6 separate regions of the Homo sapiens genome follow, and regions 2, 3, 4, 5 and 6 are each linked to region 1. A link is a contact called in ENCODE Hi-C or POLR2A ChIA-PET data. All regions are on one chromosome and are shown on one strand. The core of a region is the stretch at or near the end of the contact, and the rest is flanking DNA. Distances in the headings are between cores, read along the strand shown. Region 1 holds the start of HNRNPR (heterogeneous nuclear ribonucleoprotein R). Region 2 overlaps HSPG2 (heparan sulfate proteoglycan 2). Region 3 holds the start of USP48 (ubiquitin specific peptidase 48). Region 4 holds the start of SRRM1 (serine and arginine repetitive matrix 1). Region 5 holds the start of NIPAL3 (NIPA like domain containing 3). Region 6 holds the start of RCAN3 (RCAN family member 3).

Evidence for each region. A loop is a pair of places that touch in the nucleus more often than their neighbours do. ChIA-PET counts read pairs that join two places held with the same protein, here RNA polymerase II (POLR2A). Pooled maps may share reads with other maps.
Region 2: POLR2A ChIA-PET joins it to region 1 with 10 read pairs in T-cell. The contact joins the enhancer-like site here to the promoter of HNRNPR in region 1. POLR2A ChIA-PET finds 5 or more read pairs at or near these places in 2 of 52 experiments (PC-3 and T-cell).
Region 3: a loop to region 1 is called in a map of naive thymus-derived CD4-positive, alpha-beta T cell, with 8 times the contacts of the local background. The contact joins the promoter of USP48 here to the promoter of HNRNPR in region 1. A Hi-C loop is called at or near these places in 1 of 168 maps with a recorded cell type or tissue (naive thymus-derived CD4-positive, alpha-beta T cell) and 8 of 50 pooled maps. POLR2A ChIA-PET finds 5 or more read pairs at or near these places in 2 of 52 experiments (AG04450 and Panc1).
Region 4: a loop to region 1 is called in a map of naive thymus-derived CD4-positive, alpha-beta T cell, with 7 times the contacts of the local background. The contact joins the promoter of SRRM1 here to the promoter of HNRNPR in region 1. A Hi-C loop is called at or near these places in 1 of 168 maps with a recorded cell type or tissue (naive thymus-derived CD4-positive, alpha-beta T cell), 1 of 37 single-sample maps with no recorded cell type and 10 of 50 pooled maps. POLR2A ChIA-PET finds 5 or more read pairs at or near these places in 2 of 52 experiments (GM10248 and OCI-LY7).
Region 5: a pooled map shows a loop between it and region 1 (5-fold over the local background). The contact joins the promoter of NIPAL3 here to the promoter of HNRNPR in region 1. A Hi-C loop is called at or near these places in 3 of 50 pooled maps. POLR2A ChIA-PET finds 5 or more read pairs at or near these places in 2 of 52 experiments (AG04450 and Caco-2).
Region 6: a loop to region 1 is called in a pooled map, with 2.3 times the contacts of the local background. The contact joins the promoter of RCAN3 here to the promoter of HNRNPR in region 1. A Hi-C loop is called at or near these places in 3 of 50 pooled maps. POLR2A ChIA-PET finds 5 or more read pairs at or near these places in 5 of 52 experiments (CD4-positive, alpha-beta T cell, WTC11, activated CD4-positive, alpha-beta T cell and 1 more).

Annotation. Positions count from the first base shown.
Region 1 is chr1:23,342,679-23,345,609 of GRCh38, reverse strand. It overlaps HNRNPR (heterogeneous nuclear ribonucleoprotein R), which reads left to right and starts at 1,326. Exons shown (of 11, transcript NM_005826.5): 1 at 1,326-1,399. RefSeq lists silencers at 784-903, 1,414-1,773, 1,784-1,853 and an enhancer at 809-1,393.
Region 2 is chr1:21,864,813-21,867,736 of GRCh38, reverse strand. HSPG2 (heparan sulfate proteoglycan 2) reads left to right here. Exons shown (of 97, transcript NM_005529.7): 34 at 1,928-2,020; 35 at 2,372-2,452; 36 at 2,664-2,894. Among named protein-coding and RNA genes, the nearest start is that of LDLRAD2, 54 kb to the right of the region's middle. RefSeq lists enhancers at 1,510-1,579, 1,610-1,669, 1,566-2,371, 2,372-2,924. Within about 2 kb of position 1,581, at least 3 of the 41 ENCODE cell types and tissues checked have a DNase peak (open chromatin) inside an H3K27ac peak, as active enhancers do.
Region 3 is chr1:21,781,728-21,784,635 of GRCh38, reverse strand. USP48 (ubiquitin specific peptidase 48) reads left to right here and starts at 1,487. Exons shown (of 27, transcript NM_032236.8): 1 at 1,487-1,812. The coding sequence starts at 1,679. RefSeq lists enhancers at 1,104-1,153, 899-1,669, 2,094-2,193, 1,670-2,441, 2,754-2,803 and a silencer at 1,364-1,723.
Region 4 is chr1:24,641,957-24,644,895 of GRCh38, reverse strand. SRRM1 (serine and arginine repetitive matrix 1) reads right to left here and starts at 1,594. Exons shown (of 17, transcript NM_005839.4): 1 at 1,549-1,594. The coding sequence starts at 1,569. RefSeq lists silencers at 1,213-1,272, 1,533-1,852 and an enhancer at 1,923-2,022.
Region 5 is chr1:24,414,250-24,417,175 of GRCh38, reverse strand. It overlaps NIPAL3 (NIPA like domain containing 3), which reads right to left and starts at 1,374. Exons shown (of 12, transcript NM_020448.5): 1 at 1,272-1,374. It also overlaps a transcript of STPG1 not described here.
Region 6 is chr1:24,501,340-24,504,326 of GRCh38, reverse strand. It overlaps RCAN3 (RCAN family member 3), which reads right to left and starts at 1,491. Exons shown (of 5, transcript NM_013441.4): 1 at 1,177-1,491. It overlaps RCAN3AS (RCAN3 antisense RNA), which reads left to right and starts at 1,945. Exons shown (of 2, transcript NR_144360.1): 1 at 1,945-1,979. RefSeq lists silencers at 1,149-1,648, 1,930-2,102 and an enhancer at 2,706-2,805.

The sequences.
Region 1 (2,931 bases), core at 77-2,576:
TCAGCCTCCGGAGTAGGTGGGTTTACAGGCACGTGCCACCACACCGGGCTAATTTTTGTATTTTTAGTAGAGGCAGGGTTTCACCATGTTGATCAGGCTGGTCTCGAACTTCTGACCGATACACCCGCCTCGGCCTCCCAAAGTGCTGGGATTACAGGCATGAGCTACCACGCCCCGCCCGTTTTCAATAATTAAATATAGGTTTGTAGGTTCTGAGAAATTTAATCATCCTTGAGTGCATCTGGAAATCTGCAGACCACTGCTTGACTTCCTCCACTTCCTAAGGGTGGGGCATTGGAGTTTGGGGTTGGGAAAAAAGCGCTTGCACCACAGAAGTGAGTTCGGAAGGTTTCTATGAGACGAGACAGGTTTGGACTAAGGACAGGGAACAAATCAGTAGGAATGGCAGGTGAGAAATAGGTTTAGGACTAACACGAATTATAGTGTCCTTTGGGAATTACCCCTTTCCCCTGCATGGCTCTTTTGGCTTCAGAGATGTATATAGCTGCTTTATTTTATGAATATCAAGTAGCTCCAAACCCTGTGGGGAAAAGCTCCCTGCTCTATCACTTGTGTTACACATTGCTTTTGAGTCATTTTAACGATTTCCCTCACAGTCTGCCACCAACGATGTGTGGACGGCAGCCAGGGAGGGAAAGAGGCATTTCTCCGATCGTTCCAAGGAATGATTATCTAGACAAAATCCTCAGCAAAATGACGAGCCAAATCATCCTTAAATCGTGTGCTCACTAGAGGCGAAAAGATGACCGAAAGAGGCCCGAACGCGTGGCTATGGGCGTGTCTGGGGGGAACGCCGGCCGCGGGGGTGCGAGGGAGGACTCGGGGGCTAAGGGCGGCCGGTGGCGGGACGCAAGCGCCATGGCGGAGCTGGGCCAGTGCTGACCATAGGGGGCGGGGCTCCGGAGGCGGCCACGCGGCGCGAGGCCTAGATTTTCGGCCTCGCATCGGCGGCAGACGAAGAGGGAGGAGCTTCGTCCACCCAGGACCCAGCGCCCCCAAGCCTTGCAGCCACCAAGGGCTTCCACCACAGACCCCTTTGTGTGCCTGCCCCCGCCCCGGAGGCGCCCCAGCCAGGGGCGCTGAGCACCCTCATTGGTTCAGCCGGCAGCTTCATCGATTGGCTCTCGAGTCGTCCGGCGTGGTCCGTTTTGCCTGGATACTACTGGTCGTCTGAGCTGCCTGTCAGGCCGCCTCGCCAAGCGATTGCCCCGTAGCTCGGAGTCCCTGGAAGCAGTTCCGGGAAACCCCGCGTGCTGCCGGGATCGCGTCTCAGTCCATCAGGGGGGGGAGGGGGTGGCGCGCGCGCCATTTCTAGTCGTTTTCAAAGCGCCTCGCGCTGATTCTCACGGGCCCGGCTGCCGGCCCCCGCTCTGCCCTGGTGAGTCTCGCGCCGGCCCGTGGGGGGAGGGGCCGGGAGCCCCGATGCGACCCGACTCAGCCCGGGCTCCGTGCCTGGTCCCGTTTCGTTTGCGCTCCGAGGCCCCGGGGTGGGGGTGGGGACGGGCTGGGGGCGGCTTCGGTCTAGTCCGCCCGCGCGGCTGTGGGCCTAGCCCGGCCGAAACGCTTCTCGCCCTCGCTCTTCCTCCCCCCGCCCCTTTAGCCCGCGGTCCGGCCCGCTGGGCGCTCTCCGCGCGGCCTGCTGGGGCCGGCCGTGCTTTTCCCGCCTCCGCTCGCTGCTCCATGCGGCCGGATCCCGCGAAGGGCCTGAGGCGCCCGCGGCCCTGCCGCTTCTCCCCGCCGGAGCCGCTTCGCTCCCGCCGCGGCCGGCCTAGCCCGAGAGGGATGTGCTGATGATCCGGACGGGCCTGAGGGGATGGGGGTGGGGGGCGGAAGGCGGGGTGCAGATCCCAGGGTTATCTGAGCCGGGAGAAAAGTTTTGTGTGAGCAGAAACCGAAAGGCCGATTTGTGTGGGAAGCCTCCCTCCCCTCCCACATTCTGCATGCCGCGGGCTGAGATTTGAAGGAAAAAATGACTACTAGAGGCCGTAGAACTTAGGCTCCAAGCGGCGCCTGAAATGGATAATTCTGAGACTGTCAGAGGCGCACCAAATTGGAAAGGCGATCCTTTTTCTTACACGGTAGTGGCCGTATTGCCAAATTTTTAAAAAAGCCCAGGGCTTCTTGGAAGGTTCAGTCCTTTCACACTACCTGTTTGAGATTTTTGCAGTCCTCAAGTGGCTGAATTGATGTCTCATGAGTCAGTCGTAGGATGAGAGCTCGACACTCCTAAGCCATGAGATAACCGTTAGTCTCATTTCGTTGGTTCTTTTAAAGCCCGTCTCTTAATATGAAGAATTTGCACAGAGAGGTTCAGAAAAAGTCAGGGAGGAGTTAGTGCTGACATCCCGAATCTCCCAGCAGCCCTTTTAAATCTTTAAATGTCTCCTTTTTTTTTGCAAAAATGTTTAGATCAAATGACTCCAGTCACGTTAGTATATTTGCTGCATCCAGAAATATGGTTTGGCTGTGTGGCATTGTGTTGAATGCCACATTTGAATGAGTTTCAAATGGTCTCATATGACATAAAAAGTCTTTTCAAAATGAGCATTTTGTATTTGGCTTGAAGAGAGAGGGCTTTCCTTGATCCGAAGGTTTTATTTTCTGGAATCTAATTATTTTACGGTTTTTTTGTTAAAATTTACAAACTTTTTTTGAAAATTTTAACCAATTTCAGTATCAACTTGTAGAGCCTTTGCAATGAAATGGTAGGCATAAATATTTCTGTCTTGTACTTAATACACAACTTGTCTTTTTGCTTTACACATACTTAAAAACCCCACCTTAACAGATGTTCATTGAACTTTTCTGTTAAAAATTTGCCTCTTTTCTGTGACTGATAGTATTCCTAGGTACAATGCTGTAAGGGTCTTGTGATACTGAGAACTTTTGAGTTCTGATGATCTTAAGGTA
Region 2 (2,924 bases), core at 332-2,831, 1.5 Mb after region 1:
AAAAAAAGAATAGGCAGTCACAAGGTACATTCAGAGAAGTGAGACAGGGAGGTTGAGGGGTGAGGATAAGAAGCAATCTGCTGGAGCCGAGGGTGGAGCTGGAGTACTGCAGGGTTATCAAGCGTGATATGCATTCTCAAACTGTGTGGAGTACATCACCATTTGTGTCCTATATTACTTAATCCTCATGATACCCTTCAAAGTGGGTATTACTTTTACTTCCATTTCCATGTGAGGAAAGTAGGGCTCAGAGAGGTGAAGCGACTTGTCCAAGGCTGTATAGCCAGTAGAGCTAGAGTTTGAACCCAGGTCATTCAGACTGTGGAGTCTGCCGTTTTAATCACTATGCTGGATCTGGGTACAATGGCTCACACCTATAATCCCAGCACTTTGGGAGACTGAGGCTGAAAAATCGCTTCAGGCCAGGAGTTGAGACCAGCTTAAGCAACATAGCGAAATGCTGTCTCTAAAAAAATAAATCGGCCGGGCATGGTGGCTCATTCCTGTAATCCCAGCATTTTGGGAGGCTGAGGCAGGACAATCGCTTGAGTCCAGGAGTTTGAGACCAGCCTGAGCAACATAGGGAGACCCCATCTCTATTTAAAAAAAAAAAAAAGTGCCTGAGCAACATAGGGCGACCCCATCTCTATTTAAAAAAAAAAGGTGAAAAAAAAAATAAAAAATTTTTAAAAATCACTGTGCTGTACACACCTGCAACTTGCCAGAAAGTCAGTCCCAGAAATGGCTGTGAACTTTCTGGCATTCAAAGCAAGCAGGAAACCAGTTATTTTATGGTTATTTGGTTCCACTCCAAAATTCCTTACCATGCCTTGAGCTCATGGAGAATATCCCTGTAGCCATGTAGCCCAGGGCCGTGTGTGTAATCAGCAGGTGTTTGATAAATGCTGGTTAGCTGAGTGAACACACAAATGAACAAAGAGGTAGGCTTGATGCAGTTTGGTATTGAGATGAATGTCTGCCCTGGTGGCAGAGGAGAGAAAGCAAAGTCCTGTGGGACAGAGCTGGGGAGCCTCAGCTGTCCACGTGAAGGTCCTCTGCAGCAGAAGTAAGGACTCCCCAGTCATGAGCAACACAGTGCCCAAGTCCAGTGGGCTTGTCTGCAACAAAGAATCTATCGGCTCATGCAACTGCAGAGTCTAAGCATGTATGGTGTCAGGCATGGCCTTATCCAGGGGCTCATTAGGGCTTTATCTTGGTTCTCCAGCTTCTCATCTGACTGCAGAAGGGACTTTCTCTGGCCTGGTAGAAAGAGCATAAGTGCACGGGTTACTTGTCTATCCCTGATGGGGTGGCAAAGGGCAGTGGTAGGTTATGCAGATTGGCCAGGCCTGGCTCATGTCTCCACTATAGAGGAGGAGGGGATCAGGGCCCTCAGACCACATGGTCTGCATGTGCGGAGACAGTTGTTCTTTATAGAAAACCACGGTTTAGTTTCTAGAAAGCAGGAACTGGATACTGGGCAAACAAAAACCACCTGCCTAGGAGGCAAGGCCTCCGAGGGGCTGCCGTCAGCCCCACCCCCATGGCTGAGAACTTTTGAAGCTTCCGCAGCCTCCCCATGGTGGTCATTGTCATTACACTTGTCTGCCTTATGGGAAATTCCTGTAAATGAAAGCAGACCTGGAGTTTGTTCGCCGGCACCGTCAGGCAATGGGGAATAGAGAACCTTGCAGAGCAAAGAGGCTGCTCAGCATCATCACCACCATGTCTGGGGCTACAGAGGAACTGAGAAATGTCCTGTTTCCCAGGCAACCATGCACCCTGGCCTCTTGGTTTGGGCAGGGAGGGGGGTGGGGGAGTGTGGCACAGGTGCAAAAAGGCCGCCAGATGCTCCATCCCTCACCTATATGGTCCAACACTCACACCCCAAGGTCAGCCTGTGACCTCTGGGCTTGCCTCTTTGCAGGTGGCGGCCTACGGTGGGAAGTTGCGATACACCCTCTCCTACACAGCAGGCCCACAGGGCAGCCCACTCTCTGACCCCGATGTGCAGATCACGGTGAGCATTTGGACACCATGCTGGGTGGGCAGAAGGGCAGGATGGAAGCCAGGGGCACCCTCGGCATTTGTCCTTTGTCCTTTCCATCCAGCACTCAGTTTTCTGGCACAGGCTGGGGGAGTTAGGCCCATGCCCCCACATCCCTGCCTGGTTGGACACTACCCAAGCAGAGGATCCTGCTGCTGGGAGAAGGGGGCAGTGGGCATGTGCCTGACTCCTTTGGGCGCATGAGCTTGGGAGAGCAGAGAGGTGGGAGGCTGGGGGTTACAGAGAATCTAGGACTGGTGGAGGACACCCTGGCACCCCAGGGACCCCTCGGCTCCCCTTCCAATCCTGCTGGTGTCTTTCCAGGGCAACAACATCATGCTAGTGGCCTCCCAGCCAGCGCTGCAGGGCCCTGAGAGGAGGAGCTACGAGATCATGTTCCGAGAGGTAAGGGGCACCTGGCCATGCTGTGTCTAACCCCACCCCACCCTCCACCCTGACTCAGAGCCTGGCTTTGATACCCACCCTGTCTCTCGCTCCCCAACCTTCACCTGGCAGCCCTCAGTCAGTGCCTGTAAGGCAGGATTTGGGGGGTGGTAACTGTAGGAGCAGCCCACAAAGCCCACTGCCCCCGCCCACGTTGCCACCCCCAACCCAGGAATTCTGGCGCCGGCCCGATGGGCAGCCGGCCACACGCGAGCACCTCCTGATGGCACTGGCCGACCTGGATGAGCTCCTGATCCGGGCCACGTTCTCCTCCGTGCCGCTGGCGGCCAGCATCAGCGCAGTCAGCCTGGAGGTCGCCCAGCCGGGGCCCTCAAACAGACCCCGCGCCCTCGAGGTGGAGGAGTGCCGCTGCCCGCCAGGCTACATCGGTCTGTCCTGCCAGGTGAGTGTGTGGCCAGCTCCACCACCTCTG
Region 3 (2,908 bases), core at 238-2,737, 1.6 Mb after region 1:
TTTCTCTTCTGTGCCTTTGCTCCTTGTGGTTTCTTTTTTTCTGGAATGGTGTCTTTCTTCTATCCTGGATAAGTCCAACTCACCCGTTAAAAGCGGGCTTCGGAATTACTTCTGGGAAGCCTTTTCTCAAGTACCCCGAAGCCTCCCAAGACTGGGATGGGGATCTTTGTATTTCTACCGCTCACTCCCTAACCCACTTCCAAGGGCAGGGACCACATCTTACTTTCTTCTGCCTTCAGCGAATTTTTTTGTTTTTTTTGAGACGGAGTTTTACTCTTGTTGCCCAGGCTGGAGTGCAATGGCGTTATCTCGGCTAACCACAACCTCCGCCTCCCGGGTTCAAGCGATTCTCCTGCCTCTGCCTCCCGACTAGCTGGGATTACAGGCATGCGCGACCGCGCCTTGCTAATTTTGTATTTTTAGTAGAGACGGGGTTTCTCCATTTTGGTCAGGCTGGCCTCGAACTCCTGACCTCAGGTGATCCGCCCACCTCGGCCTCCCAAAGTGCTGGGATTGGATCCTTGAGCCACGGTGCTCGGCCCAGTGAATGTTTATCTAAAGAATTCAGCCTAAGGTTTTCCAGCAGGCAAGCAGCTGAGTCAGAAGTTAGCGCTTAGATTCTGGCAGAGCTCTAATTCAAATTCAAAATTCTTAAATATCCTCACTTTAGTAGAGTTCTTTACAGTTTGCAAAACAATTCTCATAAAGCTACTCTTTATGTCCTGGGGCAGGAGTCGCAGAAAGGAAATGTTTTAAACCAGGAGCTAGAGAGGAACTAGAAAATCCTGGCATAGAGGTAACAGTCTTGAGAAGGGAGCCAACAGCAAACATGACCTTGCGCACCAGAGAAACTCCACCCTGGCACCTCGGACCCCCGCCCGCACAGTCTGCGGCGCACTGAGCACTCCCACCTCGAAGACTACAAATCCCAGCATGCCTCACAGTCAGTGGCAGGACGCAGGGCATGCCGGGACACGTAGTCCCACCCTAGCACGGGAAAAGGCCGGAAGGTCCCATGACGTCAGGAGGGCTCGGGAAAGGGGTTCGGAACCGGTCTAGGCTCAAGTTAAATCTCCCTCTAAAGAGCCAACACTGGTTTCTTTGGCGACTCGGTTTCTACTCTAAACAGGTCCCGCTCCACAGTCTGGGCGGGCCTGTGTGTGCGTTGAGTAGCCTCTAGCGTGAAAACTTCATGGTTAAAAGGGAAGTACCGGAGGCAAGAAATAGCTTTCGAGGCACTGGTTTGTTAGAGTAGTGGTACGTAGTGCGCCGCCCTGAACGGGGGCTGAGACGCTGCTTTTCCAGAAGTGCCAGTGAGGACGTGGCAAGACCGCCTCGGACGTACGCTTCCTCTACCTCAGCCCGTCGGGTTAGGGGCGCGGGAGGCGCAGAGGCTGCTGGGAACGCGCATGCGCTCAGCGCGGCGGGGAGTCCACCTTTAACGTCCGCGGGCGCGGGGTGTGTCGGGTGTCGACGGCGGCGCTTTGCGGCCGGTCGTGCGGGTCGGGCGCGGGCGGGCGCGGCGGCAGTGGCGCGCACAGGTGATTGACTGGCCAGCTGCCTGAAGGAGCGCCAGGTCCTCCTTGCTGGCAGGTGGCGAAGCCCATTGGGGCGGCGGTGCAGACCGCGGCGGCGGCTGCGGCGGTCTGGCTCGGGAGGCGTTCCTGGGGCCAAGGCCATGGCCCCGCGGCTGCAGCTGGAGAAGGCGGCCTGGCGCTGGGCGGAGACGGTGCGGCCCGAGGAGGTGTCGCAGGAGCACATCGAGACCGCTTACCGCATCTGGCTGGAGCCCTGCATTCGCGGCGTGTGCAGGTGAGGCCCGCGCACCGCGCCTCGCGGGCTCCTCGCGCCGGACCTTGGAAAGCCCGGGCGGGGTAGGGGAAAGGAAGACGGCAGCCCTTTGCGTGCATTTGGGAGGCGCGGAGCCGAGCGAGGTGGAGTTTCCCCCTTTGCGCCGTCTGCGCGACCTGGGAAACGCAGGCTTCCCGGGCTGTGCGCGGAGGTGATGCTGGCCAAAGCACTTTAGGAAGGTTTGGGTTCCCATCCAGAAGATGGCGGTGGAGATGAAGGCAGGAGCTGAGAGCTTAGCAAGCGTTGATGGTTGGGGTATCTTGGCCACAGCACGGCTCTTTCGTTTGTAAAAAGGAACTTTTTGGAAGTGAGCTTCATCACAGTGTATCTTGTTGGTGTTGACACCGAAGGCCTGATCATCTTAGTATTATTTTTGTAGAGGGCAGCTTTAGAAAAAACTGTGGTCAGCCTACGTCATCGATACCCTGCACCCCCGTTGGCCTTCCCTCACTCGTTAATCTAGTATTTTTTTTAAGCCTTTCTTTGGTCGTTCTGGTTCGACACCAGTTTACCGAGTACCAAGTTTAAGCTGTGATAGTGCTGTCCTTCACGTCTGCGCCGCCCTTGAACTTTACCTTTCCTTAACCCCCTCATATAGATTGAATCCTTAGGCTTTGCTCCCGTTTATTCCCTTTTTTCCACCTTGTAACGCGGGAACTATAGTTTTTGTTTCAGAATGTTGTTGAAATTGACTTGGCCAAGCCGGGCATGCTCAGTAGCCGTCTTTCGGCAGGCATTTAGGAAATGCTTTCTGGAGTTTTTACATTCCGCTGGGGGATCCGGAAGGAATGGAAGTCATGGTCTCTGGCTTTGGAGCTTAAAGTCTAGTATGAGAAGTGAAATAAGTTAGGGAGTTTCTATAAAGCAAACGAATAAGTCCAAGCTCTGGGCGTCTGTCTCACAAGGAGGGTAAATCTGACTTTAACAGTAAGTTCTGGAATGTTTGAAGTCTGTGTATAATAGAAATAATCAAGCTTCAGTCAGTTTCTCAACGTAATTAGTTTCCAGACTAACCAAATAATGTAAACTACTAATAGTTCTGGTGGTTTTTGAGACA
Region 4 (2,939 bases), core at 345-2,844, 1.3 Mb before region 1:
AAACTTCATGTTAAAATTTGCTCATCAATCACCTTACTCTTTTATTTATTTGGACTCCTTTCCACAGAAAATATTTTGACAAAAGTCAGAAAAGGCTTTCACTTGTTTCAAAATACTACTTGCACTGCAGAAAATATTGAATATTTACTACAAAACACTTTGATGGAAATTACAAAATGGACAGTTCATAAGCAGTTTGCAAATTCGATACGCTAATCTGAAACTATCATTCCAAAATAAGTATCTTACTGTTTGCCTAAGAACAGCTGGTTGTTCTTAGGTAAAATACTTGGGGGATAACATTCTAACATGACGAAAAACTCGTTGGCATATTTAAAGCCAATTAAAGAAGGATTTCAATGTCCAATTCGGAGTGTCCAAAGATATTTTTACTAAAGTTCTGGCCCTCCTCCCTTCCAATTTTTCCTTTGAAAACACACAAACTGCAAATTACATGCTCTAAAGAGAAGAGCTAACGTGTATTTCAGAAAACGGATATATTGGCTTAGATCAACTAGTTTCTATACGACTTCATTCTGCATTAACAGTTTGCAAGCCCTGAGAGACCAATGGTGCTCAACTCTAGTCCTGTGTCCCTTCTAGATCTTGATCTAGTACTAATTTCCTACAGGAGGGGACTATGGGACACACAGGCTCCAGCACGAGCCTGATAAAGTGTGGGCCCCGAGAACCAACTACGACGGAGTAACTTCCCTGCCTGCAGGCGATGGGCAGACGACGCTGGCAGAGCCTAGGTAAGAGTTACCTTTCACCAGCGGACTCCAAGAGTAAAACACGATGGTGGCGGGTGGTGAGGGATGTGGAGGGCGGGAAGGAATTGAATCACTCCACAACCTGCCTCCATACCCGCGCATAGTTTTCGTTGCACCCTCTACCCTCACAGAACCTTAAATTCACATTGTCCCAACAAGTTATCTACGTCCCCCTCCCTGAAGGGATATCAAATTGGGCGGGAGCTCCCGCGAACCCTGACCTGGCGCCTCCACGAAGGCTTAGGACCTGGAGGGAGGACGTTGGGGGGCGGGGAGGGCGCTTTTTCAAAAAAAGCCGCTGAATGCTTCTTCCTGTTCTCCCTCCCCTAAGGTGCTCTCCCAAGATGTACCCCCAAACCATATTCTCCCTGCCCTGCCGCCACCAGTGACCTTAGGGCTTTCCTTTGGCCTCCCACTCGGGACTTCCTCCTCCGGCTCCGCTAGGCCCCAGGACCCGGCGGCACGCACGGCGCTCGGCCTGCAGGCCCCGCCAGGCAGGCGGGCAGCGAGGTACCATCCCGGCCCATTCCCGCCGCCATTTTCCGGCCACCGTCGCCGCCGCGTAGGGGGGACCATTCCGGAGGAGGAGACTGCGCAGGGGCGCACCGGTCTCCGCCGCAGCGCACGGGGGGGGGGGGGGTGCGCCGGCTCTAGGAGGAATCCTTAAGATCTCCGAAGCTCCCCTCGCTGGCCACCCTGTGCCAAGCTAAGGTCTCCTACCAGGCCTTACCGAGAAGTCCCTGGCCTCACCCCGGCGCCCGGCGCTTCTACTTACGCGGAAAAATCCCGCGTCCATCTTGCCGCCTCGCTCGGAGATCGCTCCCTATCCCAGGGTACACCGCGCCGCCGCGACGGAGGGCGGGACCGGCGGAGGGAAAGCCGAGCGCCGGGACGCAGCGCGCGTCGTTGCGCCCGCCCCCTCCGGCCGACACGAGGCCGCGCCTGCTCAGTGCGCCGAGAGCCCGCCACGCGTGCGCACGAGCGCCAGCGGGGGCGGGCTTCTGTCAGGCCCTAAACTCCCCGGTAGGTAGTGGAGGAGGCGAACCTGACGACCGCAGCCAATGGGAGCAAAAGGGAAGGCCGTCGAGTCGCCCCGCCCTGCAAGTCCTTTTGTGGCGCGTGACCATCCTTGTTCGCGCAATGTGACGTGACCCATCCTTCGACCCGTAGTGGAAGAGGCTTGGCGTCCTGGAGTTCCATGAAGCGATTGAAGAGAAAGGCTGTTACCTCAGAGTGACGCGGGCGAGGCGGCCCGTGCGCCGACGAGAGGCCTGCGGCTTCCCTCTCGTTGTGAAAGTTGTGATTGTGTAGGTTTTACGCGTTTACCAGACGAGAGAGGATTGTCTGTAAAGCGGTCGAGCCTGGCAGCAGACATGAAATCTGCCTTGTAGCTCAGCTTGCTCAGCCTTTGGAGGAAGCTGGAAGTGTCCAGTAGATGGGTTTCGGTTTCGGCGGCCCGGTAATCACGCCGCTGGGCAGGACGCCCGCCAGAGAGCCGTGGTCCTCGGGCTCTGCCTCGGGCTCTCCCCAGCCCGGGTCTCGGACTCCGAGAAGCACCAGCTTCCTCGCAGCGCCTCGCCTGGCCGCCCTGGTGCCTCTGCTCTGGCTGCGAGGGCCTTGGGTTGGATGCGCACTGCTAGATTTTCTTATTTTGAAAATTATTGGCCGGGCGCGGTGGCTCACGCCTGTAATCCCAGCACTTTGGGAGGCCGAGGCGGGCGGATCACGAGGTCAGGAGATCGAGACCATCCTGGCTAACACGGTGAAACCCCGTCTCTACTAAAAATACAAAAAATTAGCTGGGCGTGGTGGCGGGCGTCTGTAGTCCCAGCTACTCGGGAGGCTGAGGCAGGAGAATGGCATTAACCCGGGAGGTGGAGCTTGCAGTGAGCCGAGATCACGCCACTGCACTCCAGCCTGGGTGACAGAGCGAGACTGTCTCAAAAAAAAAAGTTATTTTTATCTAATAAAGCAGAGATGGGGGTCTCGCTCTGTTGCTGGTCTCGAACTCCTGGCCTCCCAAAGTGCAGGGACTTCAGGCCTGAGCCACCGCGCCCGGCCCCACTCTGCCAGCTTTTTCGCAAGCGCTTCTCGCCCTTCTCGCTTCCCTTTCTCGGAGGGAAAGCCGGCGTCCCTTTCTCAGAAAGGCCTCCTCCGGCCATCTTT
Region 5 (2,926 bases), core at 125-2,624, 1.1 Mb before region 1:
TACATACCAACCGACTGACTAAATGCAGGCTGGTTAAGCACTGGGTGCACTGTGGCCCCTTCGCAGTCAAGAATGCCTTTCTAAGGCCTAATCAACCACAACTCCAGAGCTTCAACAAGCAGATATACTCAGCCCCACCCACAGGAGGTCAGAGAAAGCCAACAGACCTTAGCGACATGTCAATCAAGGGAGTGGTGGGAACCCAGGCCTCCTAACATCCTTCAGAGTAGTTTGCCCAAGTGCTTTTCTGGTTTTGCTTTTGTTTGTGGTGGTTGGCATTGCTGTGGTTTAATTTTTCTTTTAAAAAGCAGCTTCCCTCTCTGCCTCAGGAACTCGCAGGCCTCTGAAGCATCGCCTGCAAAGATTGAAGGCTCTCCCTCAGCTGGGTGGGAGTCCGGACTGAAAGCCTGGAGGAACCCTTTGCAAGCTGTACTCCCTTATAAGACACATACTTTTCACCTGGTGACTCTCTTTTCCTGATTTCGAAGCATTTCTTCAGGACCTACATATGCCCGAGAGGCAAGCAGTCACCTCTGCGTTGTCAACCACCCCACAATTAGAGCACGTGGTCACTGACCCAAGGAAGGAATGAGAATTCACTAGGTGCTCTGCTTCCATTCCCACCCCGTTTATCTCGATGACGGATTTCACCAATCCCACAGAGCACGTTTTACAAATGAGACAGCCGTGGCTCATAGCGTCTGTATTCGAATTTGCCTCTTTCTGAACAAATCAATAAAACACGCTCTTTCCCACCACCCGACGATCTGGCTTCTGGAGGTGAGCGCCAGTTCCCTGCCAAGCTTCCCGTTCCTCGGCTTTGGCTCACGAGAAGGTTACATTCTTCCGTCCCGTCCCACTGAGCTGGAAACTTACAACTCGAGGAGACAGCACCTCTGTTCCAGAAGCGGGCTTAGACCAAGAACGCCTCCCCTCATCCCACCTGCTAACTCCACCATCTGCTGCCGCCAGGAAGCCCGAGCCGCTCGGCACGAAGAGGAGAAATTCTGGCAAAGTTAACTCCATGTCACTTCCTGGTTTGGTAGAGCCTGGCATCACCTTTAGTAAGGTAGCCCATGCCCCCGCTCCTCTTGGCCTCGATGCAAAACTGGAAAGAACATTCCAAGGCAACGGGACCCAGGTTGGCGAGGCTGGTGACAGTAAGAAGGAAGGGTATGTACACTAGGGGACGTTAGGTGACTTCGCTTTTTCCAGAAAAAAACGAAGGTTAAATTCAATTCCCCTTCCTCCCGGTGTTAATCACTACTCACCGGCGGCGTCTCCTCTAAGGCCCACCTATCAAAACCTTCTGAGAAATGACTCGGACTCTTCGTGCAACCCGGAGGCACAGCCTCCTTCATCCCTTCCCAATTCAGAGCTGCCAAGATGCTGCAGTGTTTTGCTTTCAAAGGTCGCGATTTGATTTGCCAGACTGCCTGCCAGTCAGAAGTTGGCAGGCATTTCGCGCAGGCAAGTGGCTGCGAGGACGGGGAGTAGGCGGGACAGCCCCTGGCAATTGGCTGCGCTGCAAAGCTTGCTTGAAGCATAAGGGAGCGACCTGGGGCTAGAGCTTGGCGCTCACCTGGAGCGGGGACCCCCTAGCGGCCACAGGAAGAATGGTGCGGCGACTCCCCTGCCCCCTCTCCCGCTGTCCCAGAGAGCTTAGGTGGTTGCTCGCCTCCACCTGCCCGGCAGGTGGGCCTGGTTTTAGCAGCCTGCCAGGTGTCCTCCCTTCTTATCCTCATAGCCACCTTCCGGGCTTTGCTCCTGCTGTTCCCCTACCCGACGCTCTCACCAAGTATTCAAATCCAAAACGTCCTTGAAGACCCAGCGCTCCCCAGAGCCCTCGCGAGACTTGGGACCAAACATATCTCTCCTTTCCTGCCCTCCTGGAACACCTGTCGGATACCAAGCCTCCCAGCAATACTGAAGGTCCTGAAACGAGCCCAGCGCTTGGTTAATGTTTCTATAATGTACATAATTATCACGGCCATGATAATTAACATGCGCATGGAGTTTTACAGATGACAAGCTTCTCATCGCTCACACGTTGTCATATACACGCATTTGCTTTCAGATCGTCACAGCCATGAGTGAGACTTGAAGCCCGTTTTACGTATGAAGAAATGTCATTTGGGCCTAGACATCAACAATGAGAAAGAGGCAGTTCTAGTCTCAGATCGTGGGGCAGAGAAAGCTCCTTGGGAACATGGGAGAGGAACGAGTTGGTGCATTGTAGAAACTGCCCGAAGGCCAGCAGGGCTGGTGAGAGATTTTTCTGGGGGCGTGGTTGGGCCTGCGATCTGAGGGACGGGCCAGGGACAGTTTATAAATAACATATTTGGGGGCCGGCGCGGTGGCTCACACCTGTAATCTCAGGACTTTGGGAGGCCAGGAGGATCACTTAAGCCCAGGAGTTTGAGACCAGCCTGGACAATATAGTGGGACCCCATCTCTACAAAAAAATTTAAAAATTAGCCGGGCGTGGTGGCGAGCGCCCGTGGTCCCAGCTACTCAGGAGGCTGAGGCGGGAGGATCGCTTGAACTCGGGAGGCGGAGGTTGCAGCGAGTCGAGATCGCGCCACTGCACTCCAGCTGGGCGACAGAGCAAGACCCTGTCAAAAAAAAAAAAAAAAAAAAAAAAGCTTGGATTTCACCCTAAATTTAAAGGCGAGCCATTGGAGGACTTTAAGCAGGGGAGTGACAAGGTCGCTGAGACCGCCCTGCCCTGAAGCGTGTGAAGAGGGGCTCCTGGAATACTAAGTGGCTGCCCTTGTATAGTCGCCCATGTCAATTTTTTTTTTTTTCTTCTGTTAGAAACAGGGCTTGGGGCCGGGCGTGGTGGCTCACGCCTGTAATCCCAACACTTTGGGAGGCCGAGGCGGGTGGATCACCTGAGGTCAGGAGTTCGAGACCAGCCTGGCCA
Region 6 (2,987 bases), core at 242-2,741, 1.2 Mb before region 1:
GTCCCAGCTACTCAGGACGCTGAGAGGTGGGAGGATCGCTTGATCCTGGGAAGTTGAGGCTGCAGTGAGCTGTGTTTGCACCACTGCACTTCAGCTGGATGACAGAGCGAGGCCTTGTCTCAAAAAGAAGAAAAGAGAAGAGAAGAGAAAAGAAAAGGCAAGGCTTGCCAATGCAGTAAAATGTAAAGCTGATGACCTGGCTAAAGAAGAGACTCAGTTTTCAAGCTTTTCACAGTCTTCCTGGATGGAAAGCCCATTTCTAGATCAATTTAAATCCCCACCAAAAAGAACACATTTGTGTGATGCATATCTGGCTCCTGAATTATGTGTTTACAGAGTTTAAGATATTGAACCAAAGCCAATGAAATAGTCTTAAAACAAATTACTTTACATCGTATGTAATCACAGCTACAGATAAATCAATTGCTTCTTTTGCCAAATAGTACATCAGAGACTTCTATGAAAAGTTCAAATAAATGTGGTGTACTTGGTGGCTTCCAACAAGTGGAAGCGAATATTTTTGGCTTTCAGCACTACAGGAAAACATCACTTTAAATAATCCTTGTTTGTATCTGAAACACGGATCTGGATTGCTTCCTACACTAGAATCCTAATCTCTAAAGGAGATGATCAGATTTTGCACGGAAGCTAGAAGAATCAACCTGGAACAGATCACTCCTGCCCTACCTGTCCAGGCGGCGGACAGAAGCAGACAGACAAGTTTCAAGAAGTTAGGGAGTCACTAATGCGATGGTGATCCACGCACCGTGGGGGAAGCGGGGCAAGGGAGAAAGACAGGGGGCTTCCACCTTCCAGGCGCCCCTACACCGCTCCTGCCTTCACAGGCAGGCTGGGCCTGTCGGCTTTTCAAAAGGTCAAACACACTTGGTGGGAGAAAATCGTTGGTGGAGAAGACAAAACATTTTTGTTTTGTTTTCCGGGACACCACCCTCGAGGCTGCCAGACTAGACCCCGCGCGCGAGAAGGGTGCGGCGGGAGGCGAGGTCGCGGGAGGCGAGGTCGCGCGCGGTAGCATCTCCCGGTCCCGCGGCTCGGAGTGCCCACCCCTCCCGGACTTCTCGGGGCGGCTTTTTTTTTTTTTTTTTTTTTTTTAACTTTTCATGCACCACCCCCCCCACCCGCCCCGCCCCGCCCCGCCCCGCGCTGGGTGCAAACCTGCTGGAGAGGCCGGGCGCCGTGGGGCCTCACCTGCACGCCCCGCCGCCGCAGGACGGGAGCCGGGAGGGCAGCGGACGGGCCCGGGCTGCCCGACGGGGCTGCGGGGAGCCGGACGGCGCGAGCTGCGGGGCCTCTGGGAGCCTGGTGGGCGGCGGGCGGGGCCGAAGGCAGAGCCGGGAGCCGCCTGCAGCAGCAGCCTCGCCGCCACGCCCTCGACGCCGGCGAGAGCGGCCCCCTGGGCTGGGACTAGGGCGGTGTCCCGGCTGAGCTAGGCTGCCGGCGCCGCGCGCCCGCCTCGTCCCCTCCTGTTCTGGCAGGGCGCGCGCACGGCGGCGCAGGCGCCAGAGCCCAGGACAAGGCGGGGACCCGGGCGGGGACCGGGGCGGGGGCGCGCGGGGGCCGGGGTGGGGGTGTCTCGCCGCGCGCGCCCTCCTCCCGCTCCTCCGGGTTCCTGGTCCCCAGCCTGTGGGGGGCTTGGGCTGTAGCGCTGGGGCGGGGGCTTTAGATCACCCCGAAAACAGGACCTCTGGCGACCTTCTCGTTTTCCACCGGGAGCGGAGAGAGCCGATCTCCTTTTCCTGCTAGCCCCGTAGGACAGTCCCCGGAGCAGCTCATAGGAATATGACGAACGTTTACTCAGGGCTGGTTACTATGTACACTGCGCCCCGCGCGCGGCGAGTTTACCTCGGTTCACCTCCCGGCAACCGGCGGCCCGGATATTATCAGATGCTGTGGGCTTCCCGGCGCCTCATTGCCCGAGGAGAGGCGGCCGCAGGTAGCTGAGCTGGAGCTAGCACAAGGTGTGGGACGGCACAGGCTGGGTCCCGCCCTGGCGGGTACAACCCTCTTCCCCTTACCCACTCCTTCCCCTCCCCTCCCATCCCCTCCCCTCCTCTCCTCCCCACTCGTGCTCTTCTCCCTCCTCCCGCTCTCCCTCCTCCTCTTACTCCTCTTCACCCTATGCCCTATCTACCGTTGTCATACAATCCACATGTTTAATGCTTTCTTTTTCGTGTAAAAACCCTTCCACGCAGTCTTGCTTGTCTCCGACGCCTTAGGAGACCATGGGACATGATTACAACTATTACGCAAAGGGAAGAGCCGGGGTCTAAGCTGTTGAGCGAGTTTCAGTGATAGGACCGAGGCTTACATTGGCAGGTATTATTACCACCAATAACAACTATGATGACAAAGCTCCTGAGCCCAACTTGGAAGGCAGCTGGTGTCTCTTCCCTTAGCCGGCAGAGAAGGAAGCAGGGTCACACAGCAGGGAAAATAACTGGGCTCATCTCCCACCTACAAGGACGCGCAGTCACGCAGTGGTGCGCACCCGTAGTCCCAGCTAACTCAGGAGGCAGAGGTGGGAGGATCGGTTGAGGCCAGGAGTCTGAGACCAGCCTGGACAGCATAGCAAGACTCCGTCTCAAAAAAAAAAAAAAAAAGGAATGTGCAGTTAGAAGAAAATCAGCTCTCATTACCCACTCAAGACCTTTCAGAGGCAAAGTGAGGCACAGTGAAGCTTAACATCAAAGGCACTCAGCGCCTGCATCATGGGGCAGGAAGATGGACTAAAATGTGTACAGCACATCTAATCCCTGTTAGATGTAAACTAAGAAATCAGGGTTGGATTATGACCCCAAGGGCTCCCCAGCAGTTGAGCCCAGCATAGTCACCGAGGTATGTCCAGCAGATCGCCCCTCCTACTTCCTGCTTGCTGCTTCTGTGGTTCCTGCTGCCTCCAACCGTGCTGCTCCTGCTCCCCATCTTGTCTTAAACTAAGTTCTTCACTTTCATTCGTTTAACTAATA